Regions from separate parts of the Homo sapiens genome. Here region 1 is linked to region 2. Evidence: chromatin contacts called from ENCODE POLR2A ChIA-PET data. All regions are on one chromosome and are shown on one strand. The core of a region is the stretch at or near the end of the contact, and the rest is flanking DNA. Distances in the headings are between cores, read along the strand shown. Region 1 overlaps MINK1 (misshapen like kinase 1). Region 2 has its middle 4.4 kb from the start of TM4SF5.

Region 1 (4,140 bases), core at 1,446-3,945, 78 kb after region 2:
CCACCCACCCACTCTTTCTTTCAAGGCACATTTTTAAGAAAGTGGCTGAAGCTTGCAATACTTAGTCTTTAGTTCTAAGTGACTCAGGAAAGAGTCTTCAAGAAAACAGTTGGACAGAGTGCCCCAAAGCCTAAGCAGCGTGAGGCAAAGATAGGCAGGTGCATGTGGCGTCTTAGAGAGGGGCCAGCACATCGTCTCTTCTCTGGGGTCTTTTCATCCTACACTTGTCTTTTTGAAGACAGAGGTGTGGTGAATGAATGTCATTACTTACATCTGGGGGAGTGACCAGAGACAGTAGAAGACACCTTGCCCTAGTGTATCCTTTCAGGGTGGACCAGTGGCTGGGAAGCAGCACAGCTGAGCGGGATGAGCTGGAGCTGTGCAGAGCTGCCTTCCACAGCTCGCTGTTTCCCAGTCCCAGTCAAGAGAGCAGAACTTGGTAGGCTCCTGGCCTTGGGTAGCTAAGGTTTGGAGGAGGTGGAGAGAGTCCGCCTAACCTTAACAAGGTCATTCCTCACAGTGGAAACTACCTGAGCCCCACGTGTCGAAGCAGGGTAGGGGGAACAGGCAGGATGTGGATCAGAAGTTGGTTTGGGCTGGGCGCAGTGGCTCATGCCTGTAATCCCAGCACTTTGGGAGGCTGAGGCAGGCAGATTACTTGAGGTCAGGAGTTCGAGACCAGCCTGGCCAACATAGTGAAACCCTGTCTCTACTAAAAATACAAAAAATTAGCCAGGCATGGTGGGAGGCACCTGTAATCCCAGCTACTGGGGAGGGTGAGGCAGGAGAATCGCTTGAACTCAGGAGGCGGAGGTTGCAGTGAGCCTAGATTGCGTCACTGCACTCCAGCCTGGGCGACAGAACGAGACTCCGTCACAAAAAAAAAAGAAAGAAAAAGAAAAAGAAAAAAAAGGAAGTTGGTTGGTTCTAGTAAGTCCTTTTTCTGTCTGTCTTCTGTTTGGAACAAAGATTGCTGTGATAAAGTCATTTATATTATGATGCAGATTCATTTCAGAAGGGGGTGTTTGGGGTTGGAATAAGAACCGTAATGAACACTTACTGTGCAGTAGGTTCTTTCCTTCTGTAATCTCATTGTCCCTCACAAGAACCCTTTGAGGTGGACAATATTATCCTCATTTGCAAGATGAAGAAACCAAAGCTTACAGAAATTAACTTGGAAGTTAAGTAACTTGCCTGAGGTTGGACAGCCAGTAAGCAGCAGAGCCCACATTCAGACTCAAGTCTGACTCCAAAACCTGGGCTGCCATGCTGTTGGAGGGAGACCTGCTCCCACGTGGCGGTGGGTATTTGGGGGTGGGCACTGAGGGGAGGACAGGAGGGCAGTGTGTAGCTGGCACTCTAGACTACATGCAACTGGTATTGTTTTCTGCCTGTTTTTTGGTTTCTTTTTGCTTTTTTTGAGATGAACTCTTGCTCTGTTGCCCAGGCTGAAGTACAGTGGTGCGATCTAGGCTCACTGCAACCTCCACCTCCCAGGTTCAAGATCCTCCTGTCTCAGCCTCCCGAGTAGCTGGGATTACAGGTGCGCACCACCACACCTGGCTAATTTTTGTATTTTTAGTAGAGACAGGGTTTCACCATGTTGGTCAGGCTGGTCTCGAACTCCTGACCTCAGGTGATCCACCCACCTCGGCCTCCCAAAGTGCTGGGATTACAAATGTGAGCCACCGTGCCCGGCCTGCCTGTTTTAATTGTAAATGTGTGATATTTCTGTGACTTATGGTAAACAGGCTTTGTGGGCTTACTGAGGACTAAAACATTATCCATAACGTTTCTTGGTAAAGTTTTTGGAGACTTTTGGAATATGGCCTGTTTCATGGGCTGGAGACAGTCTGTATGAGAGATAGTTACTGCCCTCCAGGAGCACTTGGCCTCTAGATCTGTGTCTTAATAGAGGACACCTTTTATTCGTATACCTGGGTCTTTTTGAGGTGGGGAGAGTGAGTGACCTCAGCCTGAGCTGAACAGGTGGTGGGTTGGCACTGGGGAGCACATGTTGGGAATACAGAGCTCCACGGGGCTCGTACCCAGAACTAATAGAGATTTCTAAATGTAGGGCCGCTGGGTAGATCACTGTGATGATGAAGAGGACATGCAGAAGACTTCAGAATATTTGGTCTGCAGGAAAGATAGTCGAATAATTCAAAAGAAAGCCTCTTCAGAGGGAGGAGAGGAAGGCTGTCTCATTTCCCCCCACCCTTTAAAAATGTGTTGTTGTTGTTTTTTAATGTGATTAAGTATATGTAAGACTTACCATTATAACCATTTTTCAGCGTACACTTCTGTGGCATTAAGTGCATTCACATTGTTGTGCAACTGTAACCACTATCCATCTCCAGAACTTCTTCATCCTCCCCAAATGAAGCTCTGTACCCATTAAACACTGACTCTCTGAACCCTCCACCTTCCAGCCCCTGGCACCCACCATTCTGCATCTCATTGTCTTTTGTGTGTGCAGAGTTGAGCAGAGGGTCTGACCGAGCAGATGTTTAATATTTGTTGAGTCCGCCTAGGTGCATGTCTCAGAAGTCCATGTATCATCAGCCAACCCAGAACACAACCCCCCTCCCAGCTCTAATGCAAGATGACAGGCTTCTGAAAGGGATTTTAAATGAAATGGCTGTCTGGAATCACAAGAGGATTGGGCAGCAGCAAGAGAAGTTAAGGGTTTCTGTTCCGTATTCAGTTCCTTTTGCCACCCCCCAGCCATGACTTGCGTTCTGGTTCTGCTATGCTCATGTTCGTCATCTTGCTTGTTTTCAGCCTCTTACTTCATCTCATCCTGGGGGTCTGATGGGTAGGTGCTAGAGGAAGTTGGAAATAAGGTCGTTTAGGGGATGAAGATCATAGAATGTAACAGCATTTCTGTATTAGTATGTGAGGGGTACATGTGTTAAAGGGCGGTCAACCCTCCTGGACCTCCAGGCCTCGACAGTTGAGAGCCAGGTCAGGCTCTGTATTCCTCTAGTGTTCATACTCCTGGACAGACCCAAAGCATGACCTGGAATTGAGTTGGATTTTTTTTTTTTTTTGACAGAGAGTCTTGCTCTGTCACCCAGGCTGGAGTGCGGTGGCACAATCTTGGCTCAACTGCAGCCTCCACCCCTGGGTTCAAGCGATTCTCCTGCCTCAGCCTCCCAAGCATAATAGCTGGGACTACAGGCATGCGTCACCACGCCCAGCTAATTTTTGTATTTTTAGTAGAGATGGAGGTTTTACTGTGGTGGCCAGGCTGGTCTCAAACTCCTGACCTCAAGTGATCCACCTGCCTTGGCCTCCCAAAGTGCTGAGATTGCAGGCGTGAGCCACCGCATGTGGCTGAGTTGGATATTTTAGAACACAGATGAATGCAATGGCCTCCCTGGCCTCCTCACTTTCCCTCATCCTTGCTATTTACAGTTTCTCATTGACCTTCATGGGGAAGGAGGAAAAAGGGAGGGAGTGACACACTTATTCTCCAGGTGGCCCAGGAAGAGAGGAGGGCAGGAGAGCCCCCTGTCTTAGAGGTCAAAATACAGGCCTCTAGCTGGTAGGCTGGGGTGGTATCTTAGGGTACACTGTTGTGGGCTGTGCCCTTACATTACCAGGCAGAAGCCTGCAGTGCAAAAGACCTCTGCGTTTCCTCACAATAGTGTCAGATTGGAAGGATCAAGGGAAGACTCAAGGACTCATGAGGTCTTTTTTCTCTGTCTCCTTGTACAACCTTAGAGGAAGCTGCATGTATTTGATGACACCTTCCAGGAACTGCCCAATACCGAATGGCCCTTCTCACCACAATTCCTCTTACTGCAGTCTAAAGCGTACTTTTTTCTTAGGCTGAGCCAGGTCTGAATGGCAGTCAGTTGTTTTCCTTGGACTGAGTCTCAGTCTACCCCACCCTAATGTTCAAAGTTTGAATGAAGGAATGTTCCAATTGATGACTCCTAGAGACACTAACATCCTTAGGTGTTATCCTACAGTCTGCCTGGATGTTGTTCCCATCACCATCGCCAATACAAGTAATAAGTGATTGAAGTGTTTGTGTTTAAAGCAGAGCCTCTATGGGCCATCTTATTATGACTTTTTTTGAGACAGGGTCGTGCTCTGTTGACCAGGCTGGAGTGCAGCGGCATGATCATA
Region 2 (4,412 bases), core at 412-2,911:
AGCGATTCTCCTGCCTCAGCCTTCCCAAGTAGCTGGGATTACAGGCATGCGCTACCAAGTCCAGCTAATTTTGTATTTTTAGTAGAGATGGGGTTTCTCCATGTGGGTCCGGCTGGTCTCAAACTCCCGACCTCAGGTGAGCCGCCTACCTCGGCCTCCCAAAGTGCTGGGATTACAGGCGTGAGCCACCACGCCCGGCCACTTCAAAAGAAATTTTTACGGGGCTAGGTGCAGTGGCTCACGCCTGTAATCCCAACACTTTGGGAAGCCTATGTGTGCAGATTTCTTGAGCCCAGGAGTTCAAGACCACTTGGGCAACAAAATGAAACCCCATTTCTACAAAAAATACAAAATGATGGCTGGGCTCGGTGGCTCACACTTGTAATCCCAGCACTTTCGGAGGCCGAAGTGGGCGGATCACCTGAGGTCGGGAGTTTGAGACCAGCCTGACCAACATGGAGAAACCCTGTCTCTACTAAAAATACAAAATTAGCCGGGCGTGGTGGCACATGCCTGTAATCCTAGCTACTAGGGAGGCTGAGGCAGGAGAATCGCTTGAACCTGGGAGGCAGAAGTTGCAGTAAGCTGAGATTGCGCCATTGCACTCCAGCCTGGGCAACAAGAGTGAAACTCTGTCTCAAAAAAAATATATATATATATATTTACATATATACACACAAAAAGATTAGACAAGCATGGTGGGTGGTGAACATCTGTAGTCCCAGTTACTTGGCAGGCTGAGGCAGGACGATCACTTGAGCCCAGGAGATAGAGTTTGCAGTGAGCCAAGATCATGCCACTGCACACCAGTCTGGACAACAGAGTGAGACACTGTCTTTAAAAAAAAATGAGACTGGGCACAATGGCTCTGGCCGGGTTGTGGTGGCTCATACCTGTAATCCCAGCACTTTGGGAGGCCAAGACAGGTGGATCACTTGAGGTCAGGAGTTCAAGACCACCCTCCAACATGGTGAAACTTAGTCTCTACTAAAAATATAAAAATTAGCCAGGCCTGGTGGCCCATGCTTGTAATCCCAGCTACTTGGGGGGCTAAGGCAGGAGAATCGCTTGAACTCAGAAGGCTGAGGTTGCAGAGTCAAGATGACGCCACTGCACTCCAGCCTGCATGACAGAGCAAGACTCTGACTCAAAACAAAAGAGAAGAAAAATATTTTTTTCCAAAATGTGCATCCAGTTTTGTAACCAGATATATGAAATTTATTTAGACTTACGTCAAGACTTCCCCATTTTGGGGTTTTTATTTTACTTCATCTCTTGGTGAGTCAACACAATTTCTCTAAAAAAAAGGAGCCAAAGTGTTATTTTGAAATCCAAACATTCTCAGAAATGCAATTGTGTTGCCCTTAACATACAAAATGCAACTTAGACATGTATATGATAGTTCTACCTTTTTTGGTGGACACAGCTGCCTTACTCCTTTGTCCTCTGACATTCAGTATTTCAGAGAAGACTCTGGCCACACCAACTATTGTTTCTTTCTAAGTAGCCTTTTTAAATTCTGCCTAGATGTATCCTTTAATTCAGATATTTTGTCAGGATGAATCTATGGTCAGCTGACTTTTAATATTTTACCTGCCGTGCAGTATAACTTTCAACCCACTGACCTGAGTGGATCTATCTGCGCTCAGTGACGTCTTCTCCTAGTGCAGATGTTTTAACTGTGGTGTCACTTCCACCAGTTCTATTCTTGTTCTTAGGAGAAGCCAGTTTCCTGAATTTTTTTTTTTTTTTTTTTGAGCCAGAGTCTCACTCTGTCACCCAGGCTGAAGCGCAATGGCGTGATCTTGGCTCACTGCAATCTCCACCTCCCGGGTTCAAGCGATTCTCCTGCCTAAACCTCCTGAGTAGCGGGGATTACAGGCACCCGCCACCATGCCCAGCTAATTTTTGTATTTTTAGTAGAGACGGGGTTTCCCCATGTTGGTCAGGCTGGTCTCGAATTCCTGACCTCAGGTGATCTGCCCGCCTCGGCCTCCCAAAGTGCTGGGATTACAAGCGTGACCCACTGAGCCTGGACCTTTTTTTTTTTTTTTTTTTTGAGATGGAGTCTTGCTCTGTTGCCCATACTGGGGTGCAATGGTGCGATCTCGGCTCACTGCAACCCCCACCTCCCGGGTTCAAGCGATTCTCCTGCCTCAGCCTCCTGAGTAGCTGGGATTACAGGTGCCTGCCATCACACTTGTCTAATTTTTGTATTTTTTGTGAAGATGGGGTTTCGCCATGTTGGCCAGGCTGGTCTCAAACTCCTGACCTCAGGTGATTCACCGAGCTTGGCCTCCCAAAGTGCTGGGATTACAGGCGTGAGCCACCGCGCCCGGCCAGCCTTTTCTTTCTTAAGTTATTCTGTTCCTAGTTCCAGGAGAATTCTAGTGATGTCATCAAAAATCTTCCTGGAAATCTCTTCCAAATCCTATAGTAAATGTTCCTCCAGAGGATTCTGTTTCTTTCAGTCTTCAGGTTGATTTGCCCTTCCCTGGTTTTGAGAAAATTTTTCAGAATCCCTATAATGTTTTGTTAACATTATTAACATTATTTCATTCATCCAGAATTGTATAAAAATAATGTAATGAATGCCTGTGGACCACCCCACCCACACAACTATTTTTTTTCTCTTTATTCATCCTCAAAACAGACACCATTTGGCTGGCCGCAGTGGCTCACACCTGTAATCCCAGCATTTTGGGAGACCGAGGTGGGTGGATCACCTGAGATCAGGAGTTCGAGAGCAGCCTGGCCAACATGGAGAAACCCTGTCTTCATCTCCACAAAAAATACAAAAATGAGCCAAGCGTGGTGGCGGGCACCTGTAATCCCAACTACTTGAGTCTCCTGAACCCGGGAGGCGGAGGTGGCGGTGAGCCGAGATCACGCCACTGCACTGCAGCCTGGGCAATAAGAGTGAAACTCTGTTTAAAAAAAAATAAAAAAGAGGCACCATCTCTCAGAATCAGCTTGAGCAACTTGTAGACAAATAGGTGGCCAGCTCTTGGCCCTGCTCTCTGTCCATCAGATCAATGGCTGAATCCCCTCTTCAGGTCCACGGTTGGAAGGGCCACTATTCGGGATATGACAGTTGCTCTGGTAGTTCAACATTAGTGCTGGTGACAACCTCTCATCGGCCACCTCCTGAGGAACCAGAGTTTTCCAGTGCCTGTGCTTCTCCCTCTGGCGCTGTTTCAGAGTAACTATTCTCCATACACTTCTCTTGCTGTGACTTCTGCTTATTTCTGGTGTCAGTTGCCTCTGGCTTTTGATTGCTTCTTTCTTGCATACAACTCTCAGTTTGAAGCCACCCCACTCTCTGATGACTGTCTCAGCTTGTCTCACAGACACATTTCCCAATCATGAAGATCCAGTCGGTGGATTGGTCATTATCCAGTCAGTGTACCTCTGTTGGATGGAGTTCTCACCTCGAGAGACCTCACAGGTCGCTGGCTACATGTCTGCCTTTGGGTCAGCTACTTGTTCCTCAATCAACCAGCCCTGGCCTAGATAAGGGGGTCTGTGTTAGGAACTTGTTACTGGGCAACAAACCATCCCCCTCGACGAAGTCTTAGTGTCAAATAAATATAAGCATTTATTTCACTGATACACACATAGGAGTTGGCTGGGGGTCAGGTGATCTAGGGTGGGATCCAATGTGACCCTTTTCCTTGTATCTTTTTTTTTTTTTTCTAGATGGAGTCTTCCTCTGTCACCCAGGCTGGAGTCCAGTGGTGCAATCTCGGCTCACTGCAACCTCCATCTCCCGGGTTCAAGCAATTCTCCTGCCTCAGCCTCCCGACTAGCTGGGATTACAGGTGCCTGCCACCACACCCAGCTAATTTTTTTTGTATTTTTAGTAGAGACAGGGTTTCACCACGGTAGCCAGGATGGTCTCGATCTCCTGACCTCATGATCTGCCCACCTTGTCCTCCCAAAGTGCTGGGATTACAGGCGTGAGCTACTGCGCCCGGCCAAAAGAAATTTTTTAAATTAGTTGAGTGTGGTGGTGTGGGCCTGTAATCCTGGCTACTAAGGAAGCTGAAGTGGGAAGACAGCTTGAGCTAGGAGGTCATAGCTGCAGCGAGCCATGATTATCTTACCATGGCACTCTAGTCTGAGTGACAGAGACCCTGTCTCAAAAAAAAAAAAAAAAGGATAATGTAAAATCTTTAAAGAAAAGGGACAGAGGCTGGGCGCAGTGGTTCATGCCTGTAATCCCAGCGTTTTCGGAGGCCGAGGCGGGGATCATCTGAGGTCGGGAGTTCGAGACTAGCCTGGCCAACATGGAGAAACCCCGTCTCTACTAAAAATACAAAATTAGCTGGGCGTGGTGTCGCATGCCTATAATCCCAGCTACTCGGGAGGCTGAGGCAGGAGAATTGCTTGAACTTGGGAGGTGGAGGTTG

The links. ChIA-PET counts read pairs that join two places held with the same protein, here RNA polymerase II (POLR2A).
Region 1: POLR2A ChIA-PET joins it to region 2 with 10 read pairs in T-cell. The contact joins two enhancer-like sites. POLR2A ChIA-PET finds 5 or more read pairs at or near these places in 7 of 52 experiments (HEK293, HepG2, PC-3 and 4 more).

The regions. Positions count from the first base shown.
Region 1 is chr17:4,842,601-4,846,740 of GRCh38, forward strand. The region is part of intron 1 of MINK1 (misshapen like kinase 1); the gene reads left to right. Among named protein-coding and RNA genes, the nearest start is that of MINK1, 11 kb to the left of the region's middle. Within about 2 kb of position 2,696, at least 2 of the 41 ENCODE cell types and tissues checked have a DNase peak (open chromatin) inside an H3K27ac peak, as active enhancers do.
Region 2 is chr17:4,765,235-4,769,646 of GRCh38, forward strand. No RefSeq gene overlaps it. Among named protein-coding and RNA genes, the nearest start is that of TM4SF5, 4.4 kb to the right of the region's middle. Within about 2 kb of position 1,662, at least 5 of the 41 ENCODE cell types and tissues checked have a DNase peak (open chromatin) inside an H3K27ac peak, as active enhancers do.